2 separate regions of the Homo sapiens genome follow, and region 2 is linked to region 1. A link is a loop called in an ENCODE intact Hi-C map of the cell type or tissue named here. Cell type or tissue: CD4-positive, alpha-beta T cell. All regions are shown on one strand. Links, peaks and the distances in the headings refer to the core of each region. The heading gives the core; the rest is flanking DNA.

What was found. Hi-C counts contacts between places; a loop is a spot of excess contacts. Peaks named below come from ENCODE experiments on the same cell type or tissue, not always from the same donor. Only the 100,000 strongest peaks of a DNase experiment are listed, where the experiment ranks them.
Region 2: it touches region 1 in a loop (4-fold over the local background); 6 of 110 quality-filtered maps call a loop at or near these places.

What each region holds. Positions count from the first base shown.
Region 1 is chr3:180,909,518-180,914,893 of GRCh38, reverse strand. FXR1 (FMR1 autosomal homolog 1) reads right to left here and starts at 2,224. Exons shown (of 17, transcript NM_005087.4): 1 at 2,158-2,224. The coding sequence starts at 2,208. RefSeq lists enhancers at 1,953-2,042, 2,613-2,762, 2,578-3,233 and silencers at 2,193-2,292, 2,299-2,593. In CD4-positive, alpha-beta T cell, for the core only: CTCF peaks have their summits at 2,382 and 2,587; DNase peaks (open chromatin) are centred at 1,763 and 2,333; H3K4me3 peaks cover 2,379 bases; H3K27ac peaks cover 1,980 bases.
Region 2 is chr3:182,790,854-182,796,229 of GRCh38, reverse strand. It overlaps ATP11B (ATPase phospholipid transporting 11B (putative)), which reads right to left and starts at 2,726. Exons shown (of 30, transcript NM_014616.3): 1 at 2,444-2,726. The coding sequence starts at 2,470. ATP11B-DT (ATP11B divergent transcript) reads left to right here and starts at 2,866. Exons shown (of 3, transcript NR_187316.1): 1 at 2,866-3,150. RefSeq lists a silencer at 2,142-2,891. In CD4-positive, alpha-beta T cell, for the core only: no CTCF peak of the experiment used is centred there; DNase peaks (open chromatin) are centred at 689, 1,949 and 2,779; H3K4me3 peaks cover 3,317 bases; H3K27ac peaks cover 2,890 bases.

The sequences.
Region 1 (5,376 bases), core at 160-5,159:
GCAAGTGGATTATGGCTGGACATAAAATTCCAAATGTTCAAGCGTACATGATTTCAGTGCACACACAGGTGGCTAGTGTCCTTTCCAACCTTTGTCAAAGTACCAACTCACTTTGTGAGGCAAAATGAGTAATGGAGTCAAAGTCTAAGTAGAAACAAGCAGTAGATTGTAGATATGTATAGAGATCAATTATAAATACTTCAGAGTTCCAAAATGGGGACATTTGATTCATTGTGAATTGACTGGAAAAAAAAAATACCGTGAGAAACCAAAGTAAGACTGCAAACAATCTTTACTAAAATTACCTTCACCTTATTAAAAAAAGGAAAAAATATCTTGCATAGCAGGCTATTGACAAATATACTTTGCTAAAAATAGTTGTCTACCACATGCATGATGCAGAACCATGAAATAAAGCAAAATAATCACTTTATTTTTTCCAATATGCAAGAAAAAATGCATACCTCCCTTATACAAGAACTACAGGGCCAAATAGTGAGAATTTAAAACTTTTCGGGAAAGGGGTGGGGGGTGATGCAAAACGACTTATCTACAATTGATAGGAAAAACATAGATAAGTCTATTCTTTTCGCCGTCTTACCCAGCGAACTGTATCTGCAGTAGTCCAGGGAAAGCAACCACCAGGTTTCAATAACAACAAAAGTCAATTAACTATGTACTCAAATTTCACCTAGGTCATTGGTCTGACATCAAGTCTTAAACCGAGAACGTCAATGTTAACTACTCACGCATTAACATAAAGTCTCATTTCCAACAGGCACTGTTCCTACTTTAAGTTTACCACCTAAGGAGATTTAAACTTGCAAAAAGCTTAGGGGGATCCTTTATACGCTGTGATTCCCCATTATGCTGGTACCACGTGACAGTTAAACCAAATCCACAGAGCTAATCAGTAAACTAAGAAAAGAAAATCAAAATGCTGAAAATAGAAAATCGTGGCCAAATAAAATAAAAACCCATAGGATAAAAGGTACGCTGAAATGAAAACCTGTGAGAATTCACTTTGCATACGCACAATACTCATGTATTAGAAGAAGGCCCTTCATAAAAATAGCCAAGACTCTCAAACATTTGAGATGCTGGCTTAGTGAGATTGACTGACAGACAACAGCTGGGGAGATTCTGTATTGATCTTCTAACAACCTGGCGTATTTCGGGAAAATAAGGAGAAAAGAACGCTATAGTGGCAAAAAATAAACTATTAGGATTTCATTTTCAGATATGTGAACGCTGAATGCCCCACCAAATTCCTCTACTCTATTCCTCTTACGTTTTTCAGCCCCGATTCCATAGTAATGGATGTCCTTCCTCCCAAGCAAACAAACAAAAAACCTCGTGGGAGAAAAAACAAAACAAAACAAAACCTCCCTCCAAAAACAGGGGCAGTGATATAAAGAAATTAGTCACCTCTCCACCTATCTCCCTGATCCATTTCGCATTTTAAATCTTACTTTAAAGCTCACAACTCTCCTTTTCTTCCGTAATAGAGGGGCTAAGGCGCCGCCCAATTTCCCAGGCCGCAAAAATATTCCAACCCGCCACAATTCAAGGTTTTCTGCTTTTCTGTATTTGATCCTAACCCTCAATCCGGTACCCCCATTCTCCTCAGACACTAAAGATTTGTTGGCCCAAAACTCAAATACAAGGGTGAATTCCAAAGATTCCGCGATACACCCGCCCCAAGGGGTGGGGAGGGGTCGGAGGAGCGGGCTGAGGAGCTCCCGCCCGGCCCAGTTCGAGGGGCGGGGGAGCGGGTGAGACCACACAATCCCACCGCCTCCTTTCACGACTCCCCCACCTCCCAGAGCTCGGGCCTGCTCCGAAGGAGCTCCCGCCGCCCAGCAGCCACTCAGTTGCTTCCCACCGGCCCGCCAAGAACCGCACTAGCAACCAAGAGGGTTCATAACTAGGAAAATGCAAGAGGTGTCCGACGTGTTGTTTCAAAACATAACGGAGCCCCGGCCCCCGAGACCGTTAAACCGCGGGTGGAGGGGGGAGAAGCAAGGAATCCAGCGGCCTCGAGCTTTGGCCTGGCTGCCTTTCCGACCCCAAACCTCACTCTCTGGGACCACCAACCCTCCCTCAAACGCGCTCCAGCACCCAGAACACTCGACAAAGTGGCAAAACGGTCAGTACCTTGTAGAAAGCCCCGTTAGAGCCGCGAACCTCCACCGTCAGCTCCGCCATGTTGGAACCGCAAAGGCCGCTGGGAAGAGATTCTAGAAACTTTCCAACCAGAGGGGAGGAGGGGGGAGGGGCGAGAAGGAGGCGGGGAAAGGGGAGGGGAAAACAGGGCTGGGATTGGGATCCCCCGCCCTTCACCCCTGGGGTCTCAACGTGCCGCCCCGACTCTCCAGGTGGGATCCCTGCGCACCCTGCATCACCGGCTTTGGGCTCCGCCTGCCGCCGTCTACGTCGGATTTGCCTCCAGACACAATCGCCCGACCTTTGTTGACCCGCCCCTAGGTCTCCGCCCCACAGTGCCCGCAGTTCGCACCGCGGCGGCCGAGTAGTGCCTCCAGCTGCCACAGAATGAACTGCCCAGGCACAGCCTGCCCGGCGCATCGGCATTCCCCTGAGCTCCGGCATCCTGACCTTAAACTTCTGGAAGTGCTGGCTGCCCTGGAATGGCTTTCTCACCCACTTTTTGGGCTCCAGTTGCCCTGGGGAAGAGGGATGCCTACAAAATAGACATACTGTTGTGCCCCAAGTTATTTCGCCCCGCTCTTTTTTTAAAAAAAGTTGGGCCTTCTCTTCACTCAAATTCCACAGTTCCACACCCCCTCAAACAATTTGGCCTAGCCCTCTCCCCACCTGTTACCACTTTAGCTCTTTAAAAGTCAAACTGAGTATTTTCAGGGCAAGTAATTGTGTTCACACCCTAGAACAGAGTTTAGGTGAATTCGCCTTATTAAAAGTAGTCAGACAAACTTAATAGAGCAGGAGACCACGTTTTCCTCTGTTAAATGCATGCAAATTTCCGCAAATAGGATCAAAGCAGAACCATCTCCAGTTTTGTAAGCATAACAAATACTTTGGGTATGGATTTTAACAACTTAATACTGAAGCTCCTTCCCTAAGCAAGGGCTTTGGAAAATAATACTATAAGTGCTCCTTGTTATACTTACATTATTACCGTTTTCGCAGAAAAACTTAAGAAAGGATACTTTGCTAACATTCTATACTTCCCATGAAACGCCCACTGACCCAGTTTTTCAGATTCTAAAAAAATAAAATGTACACAACATTTTATGAGCACGTCTGCATCTCTGAAGATTCTGGGAAAAAATGAGGGCTGTGAAAGTGCTCACTGTTGTTATGTACAGGATATTCTATTTATTTATTTATTTAGAGACAGGGTCTCACTCTGTTACCCAAGATGGAGTGCAGTGGCGTGATTACGTGGCAGCCTGGACTTCCCAGGCTCAGGTGATGCTGCCACCTCAGCCTCCCGAGTAGCTAGGACTACAATATTTATTTTATTTTATTTTATTTTATTTATTATTATTTTTTTAGACAATCTCGCTCTATCGCCCAGGCTGGAGTGCAGTGATGAGATCTCAGCTCACTGCAACCTCCGCCTGCTGGTTCAAGTGATTCTCCTGCCTCAGCCTCCGGAGTAGTTGGGATTACAGGCGCGCACCACCACACCCAGATAATCTTTTTGTGTTTTTAGTAGAGATGGGGTTTCACCATGTTGGCCAGGCTGGTCTGGAACTCCTGACCTCATGATCTGCCTGCCTCGGGATTGCAGGCATGAGCCACCGTGCCCAGCCTATGTATTCACTCCCGGCCTATTTTTTTTTTTTTTTTTAAGACAGGATCTCTATCGCCAAGGCTGAAGTGCAGTGGCACAATCATAGCTCACTGTAACCTTGAACTCTTGGCCATCCCACACTGGGCTGGGATGTTCTTTTTAAAGTGTTGATCATCATGAGAAAAATGTAAACAACTAAATGCCCATCAATGAGTAATAGCCACCATTTATTAAGGGCACCTTATGCTAACACTCTATATTGTATCTCATTGTGATCCTTCAGAATTATAATGTCCCATTTGCTTTCTTAAAAAGTTTTCTTTAGATATAATTCTCCCATTTATAATGTACAATTCAGTAGTTTTTAGTATATTCACAGATTTGTGCAACCATCACCACAGTCAATTTTAGAACATTTTCATCACTGCAAAAATAACCCCATACCTGTTAGCGTTCACTCTAGATTTAACCCCAGCTCCCCAGGCCCTAGGAAATCACTATCCTGTTTTCTACCTATATAGATTGGCCTAGTCTAGATATTTAATATAAATGAAATCGCGGAATATGTGTTGTTTTATGACTGGCTTTCTTTTTTCTTTTTCCTTTTTTTTTTTTTTTGAGACAGAGTCTCACTCTGTTGCCCAGGCTGGAGTGCAGTGGCTTGATCTCCACTCACCACAACCTCCACCTCCTGGACTAAAGTGATTCTCCCGCCTCAACCCCCTGCCCCACAAGTAGCTGGGAGTACAGACACCACCCACCACGCCCGCCTAGCCTAATCTTTGTATTTTTTGTAGAGATGGGGTTTCACCATGTTGCCCAGGCTGGTCTCGAACTCCTAAGCTCAAGTTATCCACTGCCTCCGCCTCAGCCTCCCAGAGTGCTAGGATTACAAATGTAAGCCACTGCACCTGGCCTATGATTGGCTTCTTTCATTTAGTATAATGTATTATAGTTTCATCCATGTTGTAGAATGTATTACTACTCATTCCTTTTTGTCAAATATACTGTTGTATGGATATACCACATCATTTTATTTATTAATTCATCAATTGATAGAAGTTTGCTTTGTTTCTACTTTTTGGCTGTTAGGAATAATGCTGCTATGAAAATTGCTGTATATGTTTTGGTATAGACAGATGTATGTTTTTGTTTCTCTTGGGTATATAGCTAGAAATGGAATTGCTGACTCGTGATAACTCCATGTTTAAACCTTTTGAGGAATTGCCAGACTTTTCCAAAGTGGCTGCATTATTTGCATTCCCACCAACAGTGTATGAGGGTCCCAGTGTGCTTTTCTTTATGGGTTCCCCTCTCCTTTCCTGTCCTCCCCTCCCCTCCCTTCTCTTCCTTTTCTCTTCTCTCTTCTCTCCTCTCTCTCTCTCTGTTTTGGCTTTCAGTGTATTTTTTGTTTGTTCTCAATGTGAGTGATTTTGAGTATGGATGCGAAAGTTCCACTTGGGCACAGGCCAAAGCATCTCATACTGCCTGAACTCTAAAGAATAAGTATTGTCCCTCTTCAGGCCTTGCATAGCGAAAACATTTGAATTTGGAACCCAGCCAACACTTTACTACTTCTTCTAGGTAGACTTCGTGAT
Region 2 (5,376 bases), core at 68-5,067, 1.9 Mb before region 1:
GTGTGCCAAAAAGAAAAACAAAAAAGGATATTCCAATCTTTTTATTTTCAGCCTACTTTCCCAATAGAAAAGATCAAGCTTCTGTCAACTTTCTGATTTTTCCATCTTCTCAAGTAGTGAAAATATTTTGTCATAAGGAGTCACACTTTTTTTTAATTAAAAAGAAATTACTAGAACATAGGCATTGTTTCTGTAATAAAAGGACTTTTTTGTGAGACATTAGTTGAAAATCGGGATTCATATAACGAATTAAATATGCTTATAACTCCAACCTGTCCTTAGGATTTGCTTGTCAATTTCCCCAAATTTGTCCTAGTTATCTGCATTTTAAAATAAACCCATTGCTGAAAGTCGTGGTGATTCAATCCATTAAGCCACTGGAAGTATAATCTAAACTAGCTTTTACCTGAGTTGAATAATTTCTGGTGCAGTAATCAGAATAGCTGTCTATGACTGGGATAGCAAAATATACTTTCATTACTCTGTATCCAGGGTCCTTGATGTTTAATTTATGTGATCATACAAACTTAACCAGAGACACAAAGTCCTACATTGGCCCAAGTATGATTACATACTTAGAGGATCTGATAACTTAAAACCAGTGAGGTGAGCAACTAAATGTCAGAGATAGCATTTTTTATGCACAGGAACTTGTTCAACTCGTTAACCATCCCTGTTAAGACGGCTGCCTTGTAAAATAACCACACACAACTTCCGGCCCTTCCTTTTAGCTGGGTTCATTTGAAGCCATTTTAAAAAACATTACCAGGTTTTCTGTCTTGAAGATGAGCATGGTTATACAACCAGGATTTTATTCTGGCTAAAAAATACCTAACAGTGAGAAAGGATGTCTCAATACATTTTTAAAAAAGCTTCAAGAGAACCACTTTAAAATGATCTTCCTACCACACAAAAACACCATCAGGTAAATCAGCCCTCTATACAAGAAGATTTGGCAAATCAAAAGCATAAGATCAAATCTGTAATAATTAACTTTCTGAGTAAAATTACTGTGCTACAGCTTACTGCAACAAAGCCAAAGTATTACAAGATGGTATTATAATGACATCATTAGCTTGGTTTCCTAATAAAGCATATATCTGGGATATCTGAATTTACAATGCTAAAAACAGAGACCCAACATTTGTAGGAGGGAGTGGTAGGCAGTTCTTATTTATAATTTTTTTTTTTTTTTGAGAATGATGCCCGCTGCAAAACGAAGTAACAGAAGGCTGGCTCTGAAACACCACACTTCTTGGTCTTAACGTTAAAATGCTTTTCTAGAGCAGAAGGGAAAAAGAGTTATCAGTGCTTTCGTCCCACAAAAATAGTTCCTGTTTCACTAAATTTTACCACTGCCTTTAGAATTAGTAAATGAAAACGCCAACTTGTAGAAGCATTAAGTTAATGCGATTTAGAAATTAAATAGTAACCGGCCTCATCACACAGATAAGGTTAGGCTTCTTCAGCCAGGGGCAATTTCTGTCCTAATTGTCACAGCTGCCTTAATGCTGTACTTTCTGCGCTGTAGCTGCCAGGAGGCAGATAAGATTTTTCTCTCTGAATTAATTCTGGGAAAGGTGGCACTTTTTATAGGCCTTAAATGACCCTTTTCTAAGATTTTTTGTTGGTGGTGTCCAGATGTTCCAATAATACTGGAGAGTTAACTATTCCTTCCAAACCTGTGTCGTTCAAACTGCCTTGAGGAGAACGGGAAAAAAGTAAGGTTCACACTCGAAAAGTTTCACTCGGGGTGGGGTGAGGACGAGGTAGGAAGGAAACGACAGTACGTATCGTTCGTAACTATCGTACAATACGTATCGTTTCCGAAGCTAGACCGGCAGCTGGCACAGTCTTTCCCCTTTCCAGGTCCTGGGGAGAAACGTCTCTCGCTGAGGGGGCTAGACACCTACGACAGCCTCCTCCTCGGGAATCAACACAGCTCTGGATCGTGACACGCTTCCAGAAGTCCGTGACGAGTGGGGGCAGAAGACAGGTTCTTCGCTTCCCCTTCACCCAAACACGTCCCAAATTGTTCGAGGCAGGAAGAGCACGCCTCTCTCATCTCCCCAAGACCTACTCTCGCTCAGCTCCCTCGCCCTGTTTCCTCTGGGGGCACCGCCACCCCGCTCGGGACTCCCGCCTCTGGCCACAGCAGCCCCGGAGCGGCAAGGGGGAAGAAGTAACGGAGAAGCGCCGGCTAGAAGCGGCCGCCTCCGGCCGCTCGGCGCCAGCCTCGGCGGCCCGGGCTTGGAGGCGAGACGAGCCCGGGAGCCGCACGGGGCTTCTCCGGCTCTGGGCCCCGCGCCCGTCTCCGCTGCGGCCTAGCCGGGCGCCCACGCCCTGGCCTCCCGGCTCCGCGCCGCCGGCCTTTCCCCGCCACCCCGGGCCGAGAGGCCCCGCGGGGGCGGACGAATGGAGGTGGAGGGGCGGGGGCACCTACCAGCTGCTGCCGGATCCAGCGCCACATTCCCCCGTCGTCGCCGTCCGGGTCCCGCGGGGCGCGGGGGCCGCGGGGCTGCAGGTGGAGGCCGACAAGACAGAGGCGGGAGCGGGCGAGCCCCTCGGGCCGAAGTTCCGCTTACCGCCGCCGCCGCCACTGCCTCACTCCCCGCGCCGCGTCCCCATCCCGCGGCGTCGGCCCCGAGTCCTACAGGCGCGGCCCCGGCGCCGCCCCCGCCCGGCGCAGCTGAGCCTGCCGCCGCGCCGCAGCCACCTTCATTATTGACCGTTGTCACCCAAAGCACCCCCGCAACCCCACCCCCGCCCCGCCCCGCCCGGCCCCCCGGCTCCACCCGGGACCGCCCCCGGCGCCCCGGCCCGCCCCCGGACGTGACGAAAGGGGGTGCGCGGACCGAGGGGGGCCTGGCGCGCCCCGCCGCCGTTCCGAGTTGGGGGGTTTCTGTGTTGTGGGTCCGGGAAGAAGCGAGCGTGGAAAGGTGCCGGGTTCTCGAACGCTGTTTCTGTCCACTGCCACCCTCCTCCCCGTTCTGGGAGTGGGATTAAGTCGTGTCTGTGGGTCTGGCCATCTCCGGAGTCTGCAGCTTGGGGCCGATTCCTCGGTCTCTACCTCCTGTTGCAGGTCTTTTTCGGGCTCTGTGGCTTCTTTGGTTCACGCGTCTCCCGACACGCATACGCACAGTCCTGAACGTATGTGACTGAAAGTTAATCCCCCCAGAAGTCCCAGTTTGGGTTCCATCAAGCTGTAAGAGCTTTCGTCTCAACACAAGTCAGGCCTCTTCTTTAGCAAATGGCTGAGACGGGGCTAGGGAAATCTTGATCACACCCATTAAGTGATTCGAAAGCGTTGCAAGTCCCCTGAGCCTGGTACAGCCTGGACCCGTGTTTCTAGGCGAATGGATGAGATATTCTGTCTTGCCGTGTGCTAAATTGGACAGGTTCAGGGGAAGATAATTTGTATAAAAAGGTAGTTCTTTACTGCTAACTGCCAAACTTCTGCAATCAAAAACACCCGTAGCAGTAACTTGACCTAGGTTAAAAAAGTGTGTGGATGACAAGCTCAGAAGGAATATACAAGCAACTGGAACAAGGCTTTGACTTAAAGGTTTGGCGTTGTTTAAAAGCAGCCCCGTATACATATTGTGTTATGTATATGTATTGAATGCTGTATTTTTGCTGAATTAAAGCACACTTCACCGACAGACGTTTGTGGTTAAAAAAAAAAAAATTAAGCGGCCGGGCGCGGTGGCTCACGCCTGTAATCCCATGTAATCCCAGCACTTTGGGAGGCCGAGGCGGGTGGATCACGAGGTCAGGAGATCGAGACCTTCCTGGCTAACATGGCGAAACCCCATCTCTACTAAAAAATACAAAACATTAGCCGAGCGTGGTGGCGGTCGCCTGTAGTCCCAGCTACTCGGGAGGCTGAGGCAGGAGAATGACGTGAACCCGGGAGGCAGAGCTTGCAGTGAGCCGAGATGGCGCCACTGCACTCCAGCCTGGGCGGCAGAAGGAGACTCCGTCTCAAAAAAAAAAAAAAAAAAAAAAAATTAAGCAAGAACAAATCTAAATGAGATTAGCATGACTAGGCAGGTCGTTGAATATGCATCCTCAATCTTCTAGTTTCAGTAGACATTTCTTACTATATAATGCTTATCCAGCACCACAAATAGAATCTTTCTTTGGGGATATTTATGATCTGTAAAACCAACATGGAATTTTATATTATAAATCATCCAACTTCAAAAAATAGCTAGATATTTGAAAAGTCATCTTACTTTTATTCTTGTGGCTAAACCTTACTTTATGACCCTAAAAGGAAGTTTTGAGATATATTTAGTGACAAAACCTTACTGCCATTCATGGAGCACTGTGTCCATTCATGGAGCACCCAGGTCCTGTATCAAGTTCTTTACTTGTATGCTGTAATTTAACTCCAATCAATCCCTTGAAGTAGGTATTATTCCCGTTTTGTATAGATGCAGAAATGGAGGCTCACACTAATTTGGCAAAGCTAGGATTCAGATTCTGGATTGTCAGGCAATAGTGCTCATGTTCTTAAGCTACGTCCAAAAATAAAAATATGGCCATGCCTACTTTTATTCATCTGCAAATGGTTTGATTACAAATTAGGCCTGGAAATTTTTATTTATATGCCGCTAAAATTTTTCAAGATAACATAAGAAATAGCGATCTGGAGAATACTTTGTGTATCATTATTTAATTGTGCCCCAAATTTCAAAAGGAAGAAGTTGGGAGAAGGAAGGGCTTGATTCCTAGTGCTCTGGTGGAATATGGTAAGAAGTAATCTCAGGGTAACTATGTAAAGATCAAATTGAAGCTCAAACTGTCAGGAACAGAATGAGCAGCCCAGGTAGTGTTTTAAGCCTTTTTTTTTTTTTTTTTTTTTTTTTTTTGGAGACGGAGTCTCACTCTGTCGGCAGGCTGGAGTGGAGTGGCCTGATCTCGGCTCACTGCACCCTTCGTCTCCTGGGTTCAAGCGATTCTTCTGCCTCAGCCTCCCGAGTAGCCGAGTAGCTGGGACTGCAGGTGCGCCACCATGCCCAGCTAATTTTTGTATTTTTAGTAGAGATGGGGTTTCAGCATGTTGTCCAGGATGGTCTTGATCTCTTGGCCTCGTGATCCACCTGCCACGGCCTCCCACAGTGCTGGGATTACAGGCGTTAGCCACCGTGCCCGGCCATTTTAAGCATTTTTTTAAGAGCAGTACTATACACCTCATGTTCTTACAAGGAGCATAAGATAGGAGAGCGTTTTTATACTGCAGGGGTCAAGGGAAAGCTCTCCCCTTGGCCCTCTGAAGATTTGAAGAAAAATCAACTTGAAAAAGGCAGATTAGAGAAAAGGCATATAAACTTAATGTGCACACAGTGTGCACATGGGGAGAATCATAGA